Regions from separate parts of the Homo sapiens genome. Here region 1 is linked to region 2. The links are chromatin loops, found by intact Hi-C in ENCODE. Cell type or tissue: GM12878. All regions are shown on one strand.

Evidence for each region. Peaks named below come from ENCODE experiments on the same cell type or tissue, not always from the same donor. Only the 100,000 strongest peaks of a DNase experiment are listed, where the experiment ranks them.
Region 1: it touches region 2 in a loop (6-fold over the local background); 5 of 110 quality-filtered maps call a loop at or near these places.

Annotation. Positions count from the first base shown.
Region 1 is chr3:53,726,749-53,734,748 of GRCh38, forward strand. CACNA1D (calcium voltage-gated channel subunit alpha1 D) reads left to right here. Exons shown (of 48, transcript NM_001128840.3): 15 at 131-251; 16 at 3,694-3,808; 17 at 4,329-4,398; 18 at 5,268-5,334; 19 at 6,067-6,214. Among named protein-coding and RNA genes, the nearest start is that of CHDH, 120 kb to the right of the region's middle. RefSeq lists enhancers at 4,907-5,447, 5,448-5,986. In GM12878, a CTCF peak has its summit at 3,081 (motif pointing right); a DNase peak (open chromatin) is centred at 5,750.
Region 2 is chr3:53,916,560-53,924,559 of GRCh38, forward strand. No RefSeq gene overlaps it. Among named protein-coding and RNA genes, the nearest start is that of SELENOK, 29 kb to the left of the region's middle. In GM12878, a CTCF peak has its summit at 4,923 (motif pointing left); no DNase peak of the experiment used is centred here.

The DNA of each region.
Region 1 (8,000 bases), 190 kb before region 2:
GGATTTGTTCAGTGCAAACTGGACTGTGAAAGGCAGCTTAAACCAGATCTAGGCAGCCACCGAGGGGCTCTAAGAGAGCGGCTGCAATTTGTGAATCCACCTGCTGGCTGATACCAGTTTGGCTTCTCAGATCCTGACAGGCGAAGACTGGAATGCTGTGATGTACGATGGCATCATGGCTTACGGGGGCCCATCCTCTTCAGGAATGATCGTCTGCATCTACTTCATCATCCTCTTCATTTGTGGTAACTGTATCCTTCAAGCCGACCAGGCTTTGTTGTTGCCGTCGTTATCTGGTTTTGTTTTTCTTCCTCTGCATTTCTCTGTGGTGATGGTGGTGGTAGTAGTTGTGGCAGGGAGGTAAATGCCTTTACCTTATTAGCTCAATATCTGCTTTTCTTCCATGCTGCTGGGGGACAGCGTCCTGTAAGCAGAATTCCAGAGAGGCTTTGAGGGATGCGCTCTGGCTAAGAGAAGCAAGCCCAGGGAAGGAGCGTGAGACAGCACACATACTGGTCCCAGAGGTCACTCAGTTTGGCATCATGTCTCCTGTACAGGTCCCGAGGGATGGCTGAGCGCAAGGCCAGGTGGTTCTTTATGTTATCATTATTGGGAGCTTAGGCGTCCATCTGTGACTTCCTAAGACCCTTCGTGACTGATGAGAGCCATCTTTGTGGACTGATCTGTGCTCCCCTGGGCTAATTTCACTTTGCTGATCTGTCCATCTTTGCGGATCAAGTGTCCATTGGCTAGCTGCTAAATCATGCTGCATAACTTCTCTCTGCCTTACTTTACCCCTTTTCCCTGTCGAGAGGCACCCTCTAATCCTAGACTTCTGGAATTGGCCCTTAGATCTGTATTTACCTCATTCAGACCCTTCCTGATCCTATAGCCTTTGGTTCTCGGTGTTTTATCTCCAGGTCCTCCATGCCTAGCACCAGACCTGGTACACAGAGGCCTTTAATGAATGTTTGATGCATGAACGACGTACACACTCATGATACTACATCTGGGTTTTCACCCTTCCATTTTAAAAGGTCCTAATCTGGATTCTGCTTCTAAGGTGGCCCAGATCTCTGTAGGTGTTTTCTTCTTTATCTTGTCTGGCTCACTGATAAATTTTCTTCAGTGTGGTAACCTCAGTGCAAACCTGCCCCCTTTTCTACAAGGACAATGCTTTGTGCTATAAGGTATTTTATAAAAACCCCATCTCAACACATATACATCCTTGTAGTCCCTTGACTCGGCTCTAAGGCCCCCTCCACAAGAGCCACCCCTGCCCTGTCTCCCACCCAGAGAAGGTTCTTCTACCTCTGAGCTCCCCCTCAGATTTTATCCACGTCTCTTACTGCCTGTAGGTTCTTCTGTCTACTGGATTTTTATTTATTTATTATTATTATTTTATAGAAGGAGTCTCACTCTGTCACGCAGGCTGGATGGAGTGCAGTGGTGCAATCTCGGCTCACTGCAACCTCCGCCTCCTGGGTTCAAGTGATTCTCCTGCCTCAGCCTCCTGAGTAGCTGGGATTACATGTGTGCACCACCATGCCCAGCTAATTTTTGCATTTTTAGTAGAGATGGGGTTTCTCCATGTTAACCAGGCCGGTCTAAAACTCCTGACCTCAGGTGATCCGCCCGCCTTGGCCTCCCAAAGTGCTGGGATTACAGGTGTGAGCCACTGCGCCCGGCCTGTCTACTGGAATTTTGAGTGGGCATTCCTCCATCTCCCTAACTAGATGGATAAGCTTCTTGAGTCAGGAATCTTTTTGTATTCACATCTCTCAATAGAGTACGGGATCTTGCACATAGTTGGCCCTTGGTAAATGAAAGGTCATTATTTTCTTTTTCTGCTGTCCTATGGTTGACTCTTTAGGCCACAGCAACATCCTGGACTTGAATCTGCAGAGAAGTATTCCCTGGTGCTTGTCTGTGGTTGCATGTTGTTTTCTTTATAGCACATGCCACTGTATCAGAGGTGCTTAGGGAGCTGCTTATGCTCTGTCTTCCCCAACTAGAGTAGACATTCCAGTGTGTGGTGTTTCTTCCTGTGCCCTCAGCACCCACAACAGTGCCTGACACATTGGAGGTACTTGGTAGATCTTTCTGGATGAATTCCAGAGCATGCCACTCTTTAGGAGGGTCTGAGTAATGCCTCTCAATACAGATGATGGATTTTGCTCTGGAAAGTTGTTACAAGCTTGTAAGATCTTCCTGTGGCTCATCACTCTGGATTTGCTTTCCACTACCCAAAGGAGTTGAGTGTCATGGCAAGACTAGAGAGATTATTGTTTCTTCACTGAGATCATGGAGGGAATACTCAGTACAGCTAGTCTCATCACTAGCCCCTGTCCGAGTTACCATTACCCCAGGCCTAGCAGAGGAATGCTCATGTTACCAAGCCATCTCCAGCCCAGGACTAATTGCTTCCTGAGGCTCATTGCAGCTCCAGTTAAAAAATAGGCCAGCATGTCAAAGGCTTTTTGAGTCTTAATGTAATTCACTTACGTTTCTCTCCTCTTTAAAACCTTGAATAGATTAGTCAGGCGTGCTATTCCCTCACAGAGATTTCATCATCTGTTCCTTGTTAGGTTATGTTGGTTTACGTGTTCAGCAACCCATCCAAGACAACAAATTGCACAGGGCGTATGGGACAGTGCTATGCTGCTCCTGTCTCGGGGTCTCTGGGCTCCTGCAGTTTTGCCTGCAGATGGCCGGGCATCAGGCAGAGAGAAGCATTTGTCACAGAAGGGGGCCTTCTCACTTATTGCCCTCTCATCCCTGTGCTTCTCAAAAACATGCTTCACTGCTAGTGGGTAAGAAACAGGCATCTTCTGATTTAGGAGTCTTGTTCAGAATACTTGTTAAAAACAAAAACATTCAAGAAAGCCATGTATACAACATTAGAGTAAGAGTGAAAAAATATGATAATTTGTTCAGTCACCTAACCTTTTATTGTGTTTTTTAACTGGAACTGCAATGAGCCTCGGGAAGCAATTTGTCCTGGGCTGGAGAGGGCAAAAATCAAGTTCAGGTACAGTGATCAAAGATCGAGCTGCAGTGAGACTATTCACAACAGTCCAGCACCAGGTGGCAGTAAGTCAGACACATTATAGTCAGTCAGTGTTTGTGGAGTGAAGGAATGAATGAGTTATCTGTAGACTCTGAAGGTTATTTCAAAGGAGAAAGTCTCATACTGTCTTGTGCAAGGGCATCATCATTTGAATAACTTGCAACCTTTGAAGTGGTCTGTTTTGGAAAGCACTCCCCTGAATATATATGTTGTAGTTGTAGTATGTGTTTAAAAAAAAAACCCAAACTACTTTTTAATTATACCATGTTTATGTTATAGATTGTTTTATAAAATGTATAACATAGCTATAGATACGTAGATGTTTGGACACACACACACACAGAGAAAGGTTGAAATTAGTGGGTTTTCATGGGTTTTAGTGAATCTTAATTTTACTTCTGTAGACTGTCCTTTTACAGGTTTTTACTTTTGTTTTGTTTTGTTTTGTTTTGTTTTGTTTGAAAAGCAGGGCTCTGGTACTCTAGTTTTGCTGTGTGAGTATAACACTTGGGACGGTCACTTACTACCAGCTTCCCGGGATGCAGAGGTGTGTGGCGTTGCCATTGTTGGCCGCACGTAGTTGCATTTAGTAGTGTGTTGTGCCCTTAAAAAGTTGAAATTAGATATTCTACTGAATGTCTTCTTGGCCATCGCTGTAGACAATTTGGCTGATGCTGAAAGTCTGAACACTGCTCAGAAAGAAGAAGCGGAAGAAAAGGAGAGGAAAAAGATTGCCAGGTAACCCTATTTTCCCCTGACGTGTTTGTCCAGGGGCTGTGTTGGGAGCCCTGCAACAGTTGCAGCCTGCCAGGCTTACCCCCGCATCACGGCAGCTGCAGCCCCCGGGTTGCTGCTTTGTGGATCATGGTTGACCATGCACTGCAGACCAAAACGGATGGAATCTTGGGCAGAAGCCAGGCTCTTGGCTGTCATCCCTCGGGGCTGAGAGTGGGAGTCACGTGTCCCCATGCTTAAAGAATCACTGCAGTTAATTTTGGTGTCATAAAATAAATGATGCATTCAATGCTGATTAGCTCTCAGATGAGAATTTTAATAAGATGGTCTGTGTAATGAATCCATCGCATTGAGATTACCAGGAAGCTCTGAGTTTGGGTTGTGCTAGGCTCTTGTGGTTAGTGTTGTTTCTAATTAAATTCTGTCCTTCATTGGAGCATTATTGATTCAGAATCCTGATTAGCATTTTTATACAGAGTAACATGGTTATTTGGTTTCTTGTGCTCTTTTCTCTTCTCTTTAGAAAAGAGAGCCTAGAAAATAAAAAGAACAACAAACCAGAAGTCAACCAGATAGCCAACAGTGACAACAAGGTATGTATTCTAAGATGCTTCTCCCCTTTTTGTTTCAAAATGATCCTGTTGATCTCCATACATGTACCATTTACACTGTGGAAGTGTCTTGTGTATCATTCTTGTAATATTTTGGTGTGAAGAATATGGCACACCATATAGACCCTGGCTTCCCAGGGGGGATTCTGGTTGAATTTAGGCAGTTAGTTGTGTTTACTGATATTTCACCAGAAAACCAATATGATAAAGAATTGACTAGTTTGACCACTTATGTTTTCTTTATTGGAATTGTGCAATCAGCCCTGACCCGTGGTCAGGATCACGTTAGCATCTTCTGAGTGGGTATGAAAATCGCGGATTTTTAATAGATGTCTGTTTCCAGAGGTAATCCCAGGATCAGGTGGCCTCAGGGCTATACTGTAAAACTGAATCCCATTTATGACAGCCCTGGTTGTTTTGTTCTTTCTCTGTTCATCGAGTTGATAAATGCTTACTGAGTGGCTATCATGTATCAGACACTGAGGATTCAGGAATGAAGAAGACAGGTCCCTGCCTTCATGGGGCTCACAGTCTGGCAGGAAGACAGGAGTATGAGATGCATTATCACATGGTATGAGTGAATGTGCTGGCACAGGGCAAGGACAGAGCCCTGAATGGTGCTGGCTAACCACGACTGGGTCAGGGTTCAGCCTTCTTCTCACCTGCCCTCAGGCCTTCTGTCTGAAGCAGAATCACCATCTGGGGACATCTGCCTGTCCCTGCACACTCAAATACAGATGCAGCTTTGGGGAGGAATCCATGCCCTATGCTGGACCACCAGGGTGACTTTTCCTCTCTGAAGTGATTTTAAGTCAGTCTCCCCTCCTCCCAAGATGTCTTTGTCATCCTAGGTTACAATTGATGACTATAGAGAAGAGGATGAAGACAAGGACCCCTATCCGCCTTGCGATGTGCCAGGTATGGTGGCGGAGGCCGGAGACGCTGGCTTTGCTGTGTGTCTTTGCTACTGCTCTGTGACCACCTGCCGAGTCTGCGGCCAGCCAGCCCAGCAGCGTGCACATGAGCTGCTGAGGCCACCAAGGCCGTGGGACCAGTTAGCTCGCCTTTTTCCCATGGTCACAGGCAGAATGTGTCACTCAAATTCCAGGTGATGGGGAGGGAAAGTGCAGGTGGGTCAGGGCAGTCCCAGCTTCTGCTGGGAGACTGGTCCAGGAGGCCCCCCGGTGTTAGCGCTCACCTGACACTTTTATATTTGACTGGCACATTTATTGGCTGATGTGGGTGGGACTGTGGAGTTGGGAGCCTAGGAGCTGATTGAGACTGAAAGTCCCACACAGTTTCTCAGGCTAGTCTGAGCGAGGAGGTTACTGGGGAAACAGCCAGGTGTTGGGAGGTTGGCAGTGAGAATCTCAGCACTGCCACCTTTCATCTGTGGTCAGATCTTACGCTGGTGGGAATCTCATCATTCCCGCAAACTAAACATGCTCACCAGACGGGGACACTTCTCAGCACCCCCCACCCCTGCAACACACACTCAGTCCATGTTCTGAAGGAGCAGGAGGGTTTTGATTCATGTAAGCAGGTAGATGTTGTTAAAGTTTAAGCCAAATTTGCATGTGAAATTAAGAATAATTCAAACCCATATGTAGTCTTTATTTCATGCCTATAAAAAAAGTATTTCATTTAAAGTAGGGGAAGAGGAAGAGGAAGAGGAGGAGGATGAACCTGAGGTTCCTGCCGGACCCCGTCCTCGAAGGATCTCGGAGTTGAACATGAAGGAAAAAATTGCCCCCATCCCTGAAGGGAGCGCTTTCTTCATTCTTAGCAAGACCAACCCGTAAATACTCCCCTTCTAGTCTCTCACGGCTGCCTCTTGCCAGTGACCCTACAGGTTGCTTGAGGGTGGCTCGGGTGGGGGTGAGGGGAAGTGGTTCACAGCCCTTTCTGAACCTGAGTGTCCCTGGCGCCCTCACCCAAGTCCCCTCCAACCCCTCTCTCCTCCACTGTTGCTCTTGCCCTCAGCTCATCTCTTCCTAGCTGCCTCCTTCCCACAGGGGTGTGGCCAGGTCCTGGGAGGAGCTCCATTCTAGGTTCTCCTCCCTGCCTTCACCCCTGCATGGGGACAGCAATGGGGAAAGCCTTGTCCACCCCAGCATATTCCAGCTGGAGCTCACTGCTCTGGTGTTCCATGCTTCGGCCAGCCGTGGAAATTTTTCCTAATGAGTGGATCTTCTGTTAGGATGCCTTGTGGGATGAGAATTTTTGTGACCAAGGTCCGCATAGCATCCTCATCCTCATAGATCCCCCACTTGATTGATCAGTTTTCCCAATTGAGTTTTATCTTTGTAAAGTCATATTGCACAGTGATATTTTATGGGTTGTAAGTATTCAGTTCAGCTCTATGATAGTCTACTTAAAATAGCATTTCTCATGTTAAAATGATAAGGTGCTCACAAGGAACAGGGTAATGACTCACAAGTACTATAAGAGGAAGACGTTTATTTACTAGCTAGTTTCTAGGTTTTAAATCATCTGGGACTGAGTGGAATGCCAGGGGAAATAAATGGCTCCTGGAAAGGTTTCTAGAATTGCAGAAGTAGTTCTTGGCTGTCAGAGAACAACTCTTTATAATTCATTGGCCCTAGGGAGACACAGGTGGGAAGCAAGGCCTGCTGGCATCCTCAGAGATATGAAGATGTGATGGTAGCTTTTACAGCTCACCACTGTTTGGGTGTTCTTTAAAAAAAAAAGGTTATTAAACTGATATTGCTGACACCTACAGCCCTTTGTGTGTGTGTGTGTGTTTGTGTGTGTGTGTGTGTGTGTGTATGTATGTATGTATGTATATGTATATATATATACATATACATATACATATATATATGTGTGTGTATATATATATATATATATATATATATATATATGTTGAGGGAATGCATTTATTTTCACCTAAAGCTACAAAGCACTCCTGCCCTCACTAGCTTGGAAGTTCTTTCCCAGACTCAACTGCTAACCACCTTCAGGTCCTCAGGGGGGTACGCCCAGCATTAAATAGGCCCAAAAGGGAGGACTTGAAGTGAGGGGTCGCCTTACATAAAGTTGACTCCAGTTTGAAAGTGGAAAAAATCTTTTCCAAGGAAAAGCTATCTATCTATAATAGTCTTATAGAATACAGGAATACAGATAGGTATATATACATATACACACGTATATACTTTAGAATTTAAACATATACATACATATTTTAGATATACATATATACACACATATACTTTACAATTTAAATATATGTGTATACATATATTTATGTGTATGTTTTATATATATGTTTTATGTGTATACATATATGTACATATACATACATAAATACATACATGTGTATATGTATATGTTTAAATTCTAAAGTCAAACATTGAGGGTATGGATAACCAGTTGCTAACCAGGCGCAGGGCACATTGAGGACAGCAGCGAGGTTCTGATGGCCCAGAGAGCCATCGTTTGAGCCCAGGTGTCAGGCATGAGCCACCCTCCATTGCTTCACGAGACCACAGGACTTGGTGAGAACTCTCATGCCGGGCCATGAGATCCTTGCATGTTAGCAAATGATGCTCCAACCTTCACTT
Region 2 (8,000 bases):
TATTCTATTCTATACTGTTGGTCTGTATTTGTTTTTATGACAGTACCACACTGTTTTGATTACTTTAGATTTGGAGTAAGTTTTTTTCTCAATTTTTTTGTTATGGTAAAATACATGTAACATAAAATTTACCATCTTAACCATTTTTAAGTGCACAGTTTGTGTAGTTAAGTTTTGAAATCAGAAAATGTAAGTATTCCACTTTCGTGAATCTATTTTCAAGATTATTTTTGGCTATCTATGATCCCTTTCGATTCCATACAAATTTTAGAATTTTTTTCTATTTCTGCAGAAAAATTGGTATTTTGATAGGGATTGCATTGAATCTGCAGATTCCTCTGGCTAGTATTGGCATCCTAACAATATGAAGTATTTCAATTTATGAACATAGGATGTCTTTCCATATCTTTATGTCTTCTTTAATGTCTTTCAGCAATCTTTTGTAGTTTTCATTGTACAATTCTTTCACCTCCTCAGTTAATTCTTAAGTATTTCATCCTTTTTGATGCTATTATAAATGAAGTTGTTTTCTTAATTTCCTTTTGATATTATTTATTGTTAATGTATAGAAATATTACTGATTTGTGTTGACTTTGTATCCTGCTACTTTGCTGAATTTACTTATTAGTTCTAACGGGGTTTTTTTTGGTGTATAACTGTGAAATCTTTAGGGGTTTCTACATACAAGATCATGTCATCTCCAAACAGATAAAATTTTACTTCTTCCTTTCCAAATTGCATGCTTATTTTTTTCCTAGTTGCATTGGCTAGGATTTCCAGTACTGCAGTATATATTAAATAAAAGTGGCAAAAAGTGAGCATCTTGCCTTGTTCTTGATCTTAGAGGAAAAGATTTCAATCTTTCACCATTTAGTATGATGTTAGCTGTGGGTTTTTCTTTTTTCTTTTTTGAGACAGAGTCTCACTCTGTTGTCCAGGCTGGAGTGCAGTGGCACGATCTTGGCTCACTGCAAGCTCCACCTCCCAGGTTCACACCGTTCTCCTGCCTCAGCCTCCCAAGTAGCTGGGACTACAGGCGCCCGCCACCACGCCCAGCTAATTTTTTTGTGTTTTTAGTAGAGACGGGGTTTCACCATGTTAGCCAGGCTGGTCTCCATCTCCTGACCTTGTGATCCGCCTAACTCAGCCTCCCAAAGTGCTGGGATTACAGGCGTGAGCCACTGCGCCCAGCCAGCTGTGGGTTTTTCATACACAGTTTTTATCATGTTGAAGTAGTGCTACAGACTGAATGTTTGTAGTTCCCCCAAAATTCATATGTTGAAATCCTAATCGCCAATATGATGGTATTTAATTTCCACAAATTTGTCTGTTTTCCAATTTTCCTTCCATTATTGATTTTTAACTTCATCCCATTGTGCTCAGAGAAGACACTTTGTATGGTATCTGTGTTTTAAAATCTATTGAGACTTAATTTGTGGCCAAACATAAGGTATTTTGGGAAAATGTTTTTGCACTTGAGAAGAATGTATATTCTGTTGTTGTTGAATAAAGTGTTCTGTATATGTCTGTTAGACATAGTTGATTGATTATGTTGTTCAAGTCTTCTATTACTTATTTTCTGTCGGTTTTATCCGTCATTGAGAGTGAGGTATTGAAGTCTCCAACTATTATTGTAGAACTGTCTATTTCTCCTTTCAATTCGGTCAGTTTTTAATTTATGTATTTTGATGGTCTGTTATTTGTTTTGCAAAAGTTTATAACTGTTATATCTTCTTTCCATATTGAGCCTTTTATTAATATATAATATCCTTCTTTATCTCTCTTGTAATCTTTTTTTGATTTATAGTCTATTTTGTCTGATATTAGCATATTCACCACATCTACTTTCTTTAGGTTATTATTTGCATGGAATATCCTTTTTCATCAACCTAATTGTGTCTTTGGAACCAATGAGCCTCTTGTAGACAGCATATAGTTAAACCATTTTTTAATCCATTCTGTCAATCTCTGTCTTTCGACTGGAAGATTTAATCTATTTACATTTAAAGTAATTACTGATAAGAAATAACTTACTTCTGTTATTTTGCTATTTGTTTTCCATATGCCATATAATAGGTTTTTTTGTGTCTCATTTCCTGCATTACTGCTCTCTTTTGTGCTTAGTTGATTTTTTTTGTAGCAAAATGTTTAAATTCCTTTTTCATTTCCTTTTGTGTATATGCTTTAGCTATTTTTTTCTTTGTGATTACCATGGAGATTACATTTAATATCCAAAAGTTGAATTTACATCTGGTTAAATTTAATAACATATATAAACTCTGCTCCTTTAGAAGCTCTGTTCCCATCATTTTCAGCTGTTCATGTTACAGGAATCCATCTTTATACTTTATGTGTTGAAAACCTTCAGCTAATAATTTTTAATGCATTCATATCTTAAATTATATAGAAAACAAAATGTACAGTTACAAACTAAAGTTACAACAATACTAGCTTTTAGACTAATAATTTTTTAAAAATGTATTTTAAAAACTCTCATAAATTACCTGGAAAACAAAAAGTAGTGTTACACACCATTGTTACAATAATACTAGCTTTTGTAATTGCCTGTTTATTTGCCTTTACTGATATCTTTTTTTTTTTTTCAATATGGCTTTAAGTTACTGCCTTTTCTTTTCAACCTGCAGAACACCCTTTAACATTTCTTTTCTTTTCTTTTTTTCACTCCTTAGGTCAGTACCTTTAGGATTTCGTGCAGGGAAGTTTTAGTGATAACAAACTCCTTCAGTTTTTATTTGTAGGGAATGTCATAATTTCTCCCTTACTTCTGAAGGACAGTTTTGCCACATGTAGGATTCTTGGTTGACAGGTTTTTGTTGTTGTTTTTTGTTTATTTTTGCTTATAGCCCTTGAATATATCAACCCACTGTCTTCTGGCTTCCAAAGCTTCTGAAAAGAAATCTGATGTTGGCTGGGCATGATGGTTCACACCTGTAATCCCAGCACTTTGGGTAGCTGAGTAGGGCAGATCACTTGAGGTCAGGAGTTTGAGACCAGCCTGGCGAACATGGCAAAACCCTGTCTCTACTAAAAATACAAAAAAAAAAAAAAAAAAAAAAATTAGCCGGGTGTTGTGACACATGCCTGTAATCCCAGCTACTTGGGAGGCTGAAGCAGGAAAATTGCTTAAACCCGGGAAGCAGAAGTTGCAGTGAGCCAAGATCGTGCCACTGCACTCCAGAAAAAGAAAAAAAAATTGATTTTAATCTTATTAGGAATCCCTTGTATGAGACAAGTTGCTTCTCTCTCACTGCTTTCAAGATTCTCTTTTTGTTTTGGCTTTGGACAGTTTGATTATAATATGTCTTGGTATGGGTCTCTTTGCGTTCATCCTATTTGGAGTTTATTGAGCTTGGATATTTACATTCATGTCTTTCATCAAATTTGGAAATTTTTTGGTCTGCACAAATGTTTGTGGCTAAATTAATTAGTTTCTCCTTCTTCTTTCCTTCCCTCCTTTCCTTTATTGATGGCCAATGGCCAAAAACTCCTTTGTTACCAATTTTTTTTTGCAAGTTTTTGTTTTATTTGTAGCTTATGTTTCATGGCTTAAGTGGCACCATGCCTCTTAAGTGGTGATTAAAGGAAGAAATCTATCTGTCATCTGGTCTCATTTAAATAGCCTGTAGAAAATATTTTGGCTATATTTCACCCTCAAGGCTCTACAAAATAAAGATTCAATAGGCCATTGCATTCAGATGATTCATGTTGTGTTGGAGACATAAAGTGTCTTGTAGTCATTTGGAACTTGCTTGATTCCATGGGATGTAATCACTATTGAGCAGATTCATTATTAAGGCTCTGATAGAATAAAATTCAAATTAGCACATTTATTGCACATCTACTGTTATGTGAGGCACTATAGCTAGCTCAAAACTGATTTTGCTGAACCTAATTATGTTTGTAAGTAGGCGCCAAAGAGAAAAGAGTAAAAGAAAAATTTGGAATGTCTTATCTTGAAATGTATTATTTCACTAAAGAAAGTTTCAATAGTTTGTTGTTGTTGTTTCTGAGACAGAGTCTCACTCTGTTGCCCAGGCTGGAGTGCAGTGGCACTCGGCTCACTGCAACCTCTGCCTCCCGGGTTGAAGCAATTCTCCTGCCGCAGCCTCCTGAGTAGCTGGGATTATAGGCATCCACCACCATACCCAACTAATTTTTGTATTTTCAATAGAGACAGAGTTTCACCATGTTGGCCAGGCTGGTCTTGAACTCCTGGGCTCATGTGATCTGCCCATGTTGGCCCCCCAAAGTACTAGGATTATAGTCATGAGCCACCATGCCTGATCAAGTTTCGACAGTTTTAAAATTACTTGTTATGGGTTGAATTCTGTCCACTGTTTCCCTCTTGTCCCCTTCAATTCATATGTTGAAGTGCTAACCCCTAGTACCTCAGAATGTTGCCATATTTAATGAGAGGGTCTTTACAGCTGGGTATGGTGGCTCACACCTGTAATCCCAGCACTTTTGGAGGCCAAGGCCAGCAGATCACTTGAGTCCAGGAGTTCAAGACCAGCCTGGGCAAAATGGTGGAACCCTGTCTCTACCAGAAATACAAAAAATGAGCCAGGCCCAGTGGCTCCTGCAGTGGCTGGCCAGCTACTTGGGAGGCTGAGGCAGGAGGATCCCTTGAGCCCAGGTGGTTGAGGCTGCAGTGAGCTGAGATTGTGCCACTGCACTCCCGCCTGGGTGACAGGAGTGAGTGAAACCCTGTCTCAAAAAATAAGCAAATAAATAAATAAATACATAAAAGAGAGGGTCTTTACAAAATTAATTAGTTAATGTGAAGTCATTAGGGTGGGCCCTAACCCAGTATAATTGGTGTCTTGATGAAAAGGGAAATTTTGGGCACAGAGACATGCATAAATAAAGAGAAGATGATGTGAAGAGACACAGGGAGAAGACAGCCATCTACAGGCCAAACGAAGAGAGGCCTGGAACAGACTGTTCATTCACAGCCCTTAGAAGGAACCAACTCTGCCAATATTTTGACTTTTGACTTCCTCTGTCTAGAACTGAGACAATTAATTTTTGTTATTTAAGCCACCCAATGTGTGCTCTAGCAAACTAATATATTATTGTATAATTTTATTTATTTATTTTTCTTGTTTTTTAAAAATATATTAATTGTGTAATTTTTTAGGTAAACCAACTCTTTTTTTTTGATAGCTTTTTTTTTTTTATTATACTTTAAGTTTTAGGGTACATGTGCACATTGTGCAGGTTAGTTACATATGTATACATGTGCCATGCTGGTGCGCTGCACCCACTAACTGGTCATCTAGCATTAGGTATATCTCCCAATGCTATCCCTCCCCCCTCCCCCCACCCCACAACAGTCCCCAGAGTGTGATATTCCCCTTCCTGTGTCCATGTGATCTCATTGTTCAATTCCCATCTATGAGTGAGAATATGCAGTGTTTGGTTTTTTGTTCTTGTGATAGTTTACTGAGAATGATGATGTCCAATTTCATCCATGTCCCTACAAAGGACATGAACTCATCAATTTTTATGGCTGCATAGTATTCCATGGTGTATATGTGCCACATTTTCTTAATCCAGTCTATCATTGTTGGACATTTGGGTTGGTTCCAAGTCTTTGCTATTGTGAATAATGCCGCAATAAACATACGTGTGCATGTGTCTTTATAGCAGCATGATTTATAGTCCTTTGGGTATATACCCAGTAATGGGATGGCTGGGTCAAATGGTATTTCTAGTTCTAGATCCCTGAGGAATCCCCACACTGACTTCCACGATGGTTGAACTAGTTTACAGTCCCACCAACAGTGTCAAAGTGTTCCTGTTTCTCCACATCCTCACCAGCACCTGTTGTTTCCTGACTTTTTAATGATTGCCATTCTAACTAGTGTGAGGTGGTATCTCATTGTGGTTTTGATTTGCATTTCTCTGATGGCCAGTGATGATGAGCATTTTTTCATGTGTTTTTTGGCTGCATAAATGTCTTCTTTTGAGAAGTGTCTGTTCATGTCCTTCGCCCACTTTTTGATGGGGTTGTTTGTTTTTCTCTTGTAAATTTGTTTGAGTTCATTGTAGATTCTGGATATTAGCCCTTTGTCAGATGAGTAGGTTGCGAAAATTTTCTCCCATTTTGTAGGTTGCCTGTTCACTCTGATGGTAGTTTCTTTTGCTGTGCAGAAGCTCTTTAGTTTAATTAGATCCCATTTGTCAATTTTGTCTTTTGTTGCCATTGCTTTTGGTGTTTTAGACATGAAGACCTTGCCCGTGCCTATGTCCTGAATGGTAATGCCTAGGTTTTCTTCTAGGGTTTTTATGGTTTTAGGTCTAACGTTTAAGTCTTTAATCCATCTTGAATTGATTTTTGTATAAGGTGTAAGGAAGGGATCCAGTTTCAGCTTTCTCCATATGGCTAGCCAGTTTTCCCAGCACCATTTATTAAGTAGGGAATCCTTTCCCCATTGCTTGTTTTTCTCAGGTTTGTCAAAGATCAGATAGTTGTAGATATGCGGCGCTATTTCTGAGGGCTCTGTTCTGTTCCATTGATCTATATCTCTGTTTTGGTACCAGTACCATGCTGTTTTGGTTACTGTAGCCTTCTGGTATAGTTTGAAGTTAGGTAGTGTGATGCCTCCAGCTTTGTTCTTTTGGCTTAGGATTGACTTGGCGATGCGGGCTCTTTTTTGGTTCCATATGAACTTTAAAGTAGTTTTTTCCAATTCTGTGAAGAAAGGCATTGGTAGCTTGATGGGGATGGCATTGAATCTTTAAATTACCTTGGGCAGTATGGCCATTCTCACGATATTGATTCTTCCTACCCATGAGCATGGAATGTTCTTCCATTTGTTTGTATCCTCTTTATTTCCTTGAGCAGTGGTTTGTAGTTCTCCTTGAAGAGGTCCTTCACATCCCTTGTAAGTTGGATTCCTAGGTATTTTATTCTCTTTGAAGCAATTGTGAATGGGAGTTCACTCATGATTTGGCTCTCTGTTTGTCTGTTGTTGGTGTATAAGAAAGCTTGTGATTTTTGTACATTGATTTTGTATCCTGAGACTTTGCTGAAGTTGCTTATCAGCTGAAGGAGATTTTGGGCTGAGACAATGGGGTTTTCTAGATATACAATCATGTCGTCTGCAAACAGGGACAATTTGATTTCCTCTTTTCCTAATTGAATACCCTTTATTTCCTTCTCCTGCCTAATTGCCCTGGCCAGAACTTCCAACACTATGTTGAATAGGAGTGGTGAGAGAGGGCATCCCTGTCTTGTGCCAGTTTTCAAAGGGAATGCTTCCAGTTTTTGCCCATTCAGTATGATATTGGCTGTGGGTTTGTCATAGATAGCTCTTATTATTTTGAAATATGTCCCATCAATACCTAATTTATTGAGAGTTTTTAGCATGAAGGGTTGTTGAATTTTGTCAAAGGCTTTTTCTGCATCTATTGAGATAATCATGTGGTTTTTGTCTTTGGCTCTGTTTATATGCTGGATTACATTTATTGATTTGCGTATATTGAACCAGCCTTGCATCCCAGGGATGAAGCCCACTTGATCATGGTGGATAAGCTTTTTGATGTGCTGCTGGATTCGTTTTGCCAGTATTTGATTGAGGAATTTGCATCAATGTTCATCAAGGATATTGGTCTAAAATTCTCTTTTTTGGTTGTGTCTCTGCCTGGCTTTGGTATCAGAATGATGCTGGCCTCATAAAATGAGTTAGGGAGGATTCCCTCTTTTTCTATTGATTGGAATAGTTTCAGAAGGAATGGTACCAGTTCCTCCTTGTAGCTCTGGTAGAATTTGGCTGTGAATCCATCTGGTCCTGGACTCTTTTTGGTTGGTAAGCTATTGATTATTGCCACAATTTCAGATCCTGTTATTGGTCTATTCAGAGATTCAACTTCTTCCTGGTTTAGTCTTGGGAGGGTGTATGTGTCGAGGAATTTATCCATTTCTTCTAGATTTTCTAGTTTATTTGCGTAGAGGTGTTTGTAGTATTTTCTGA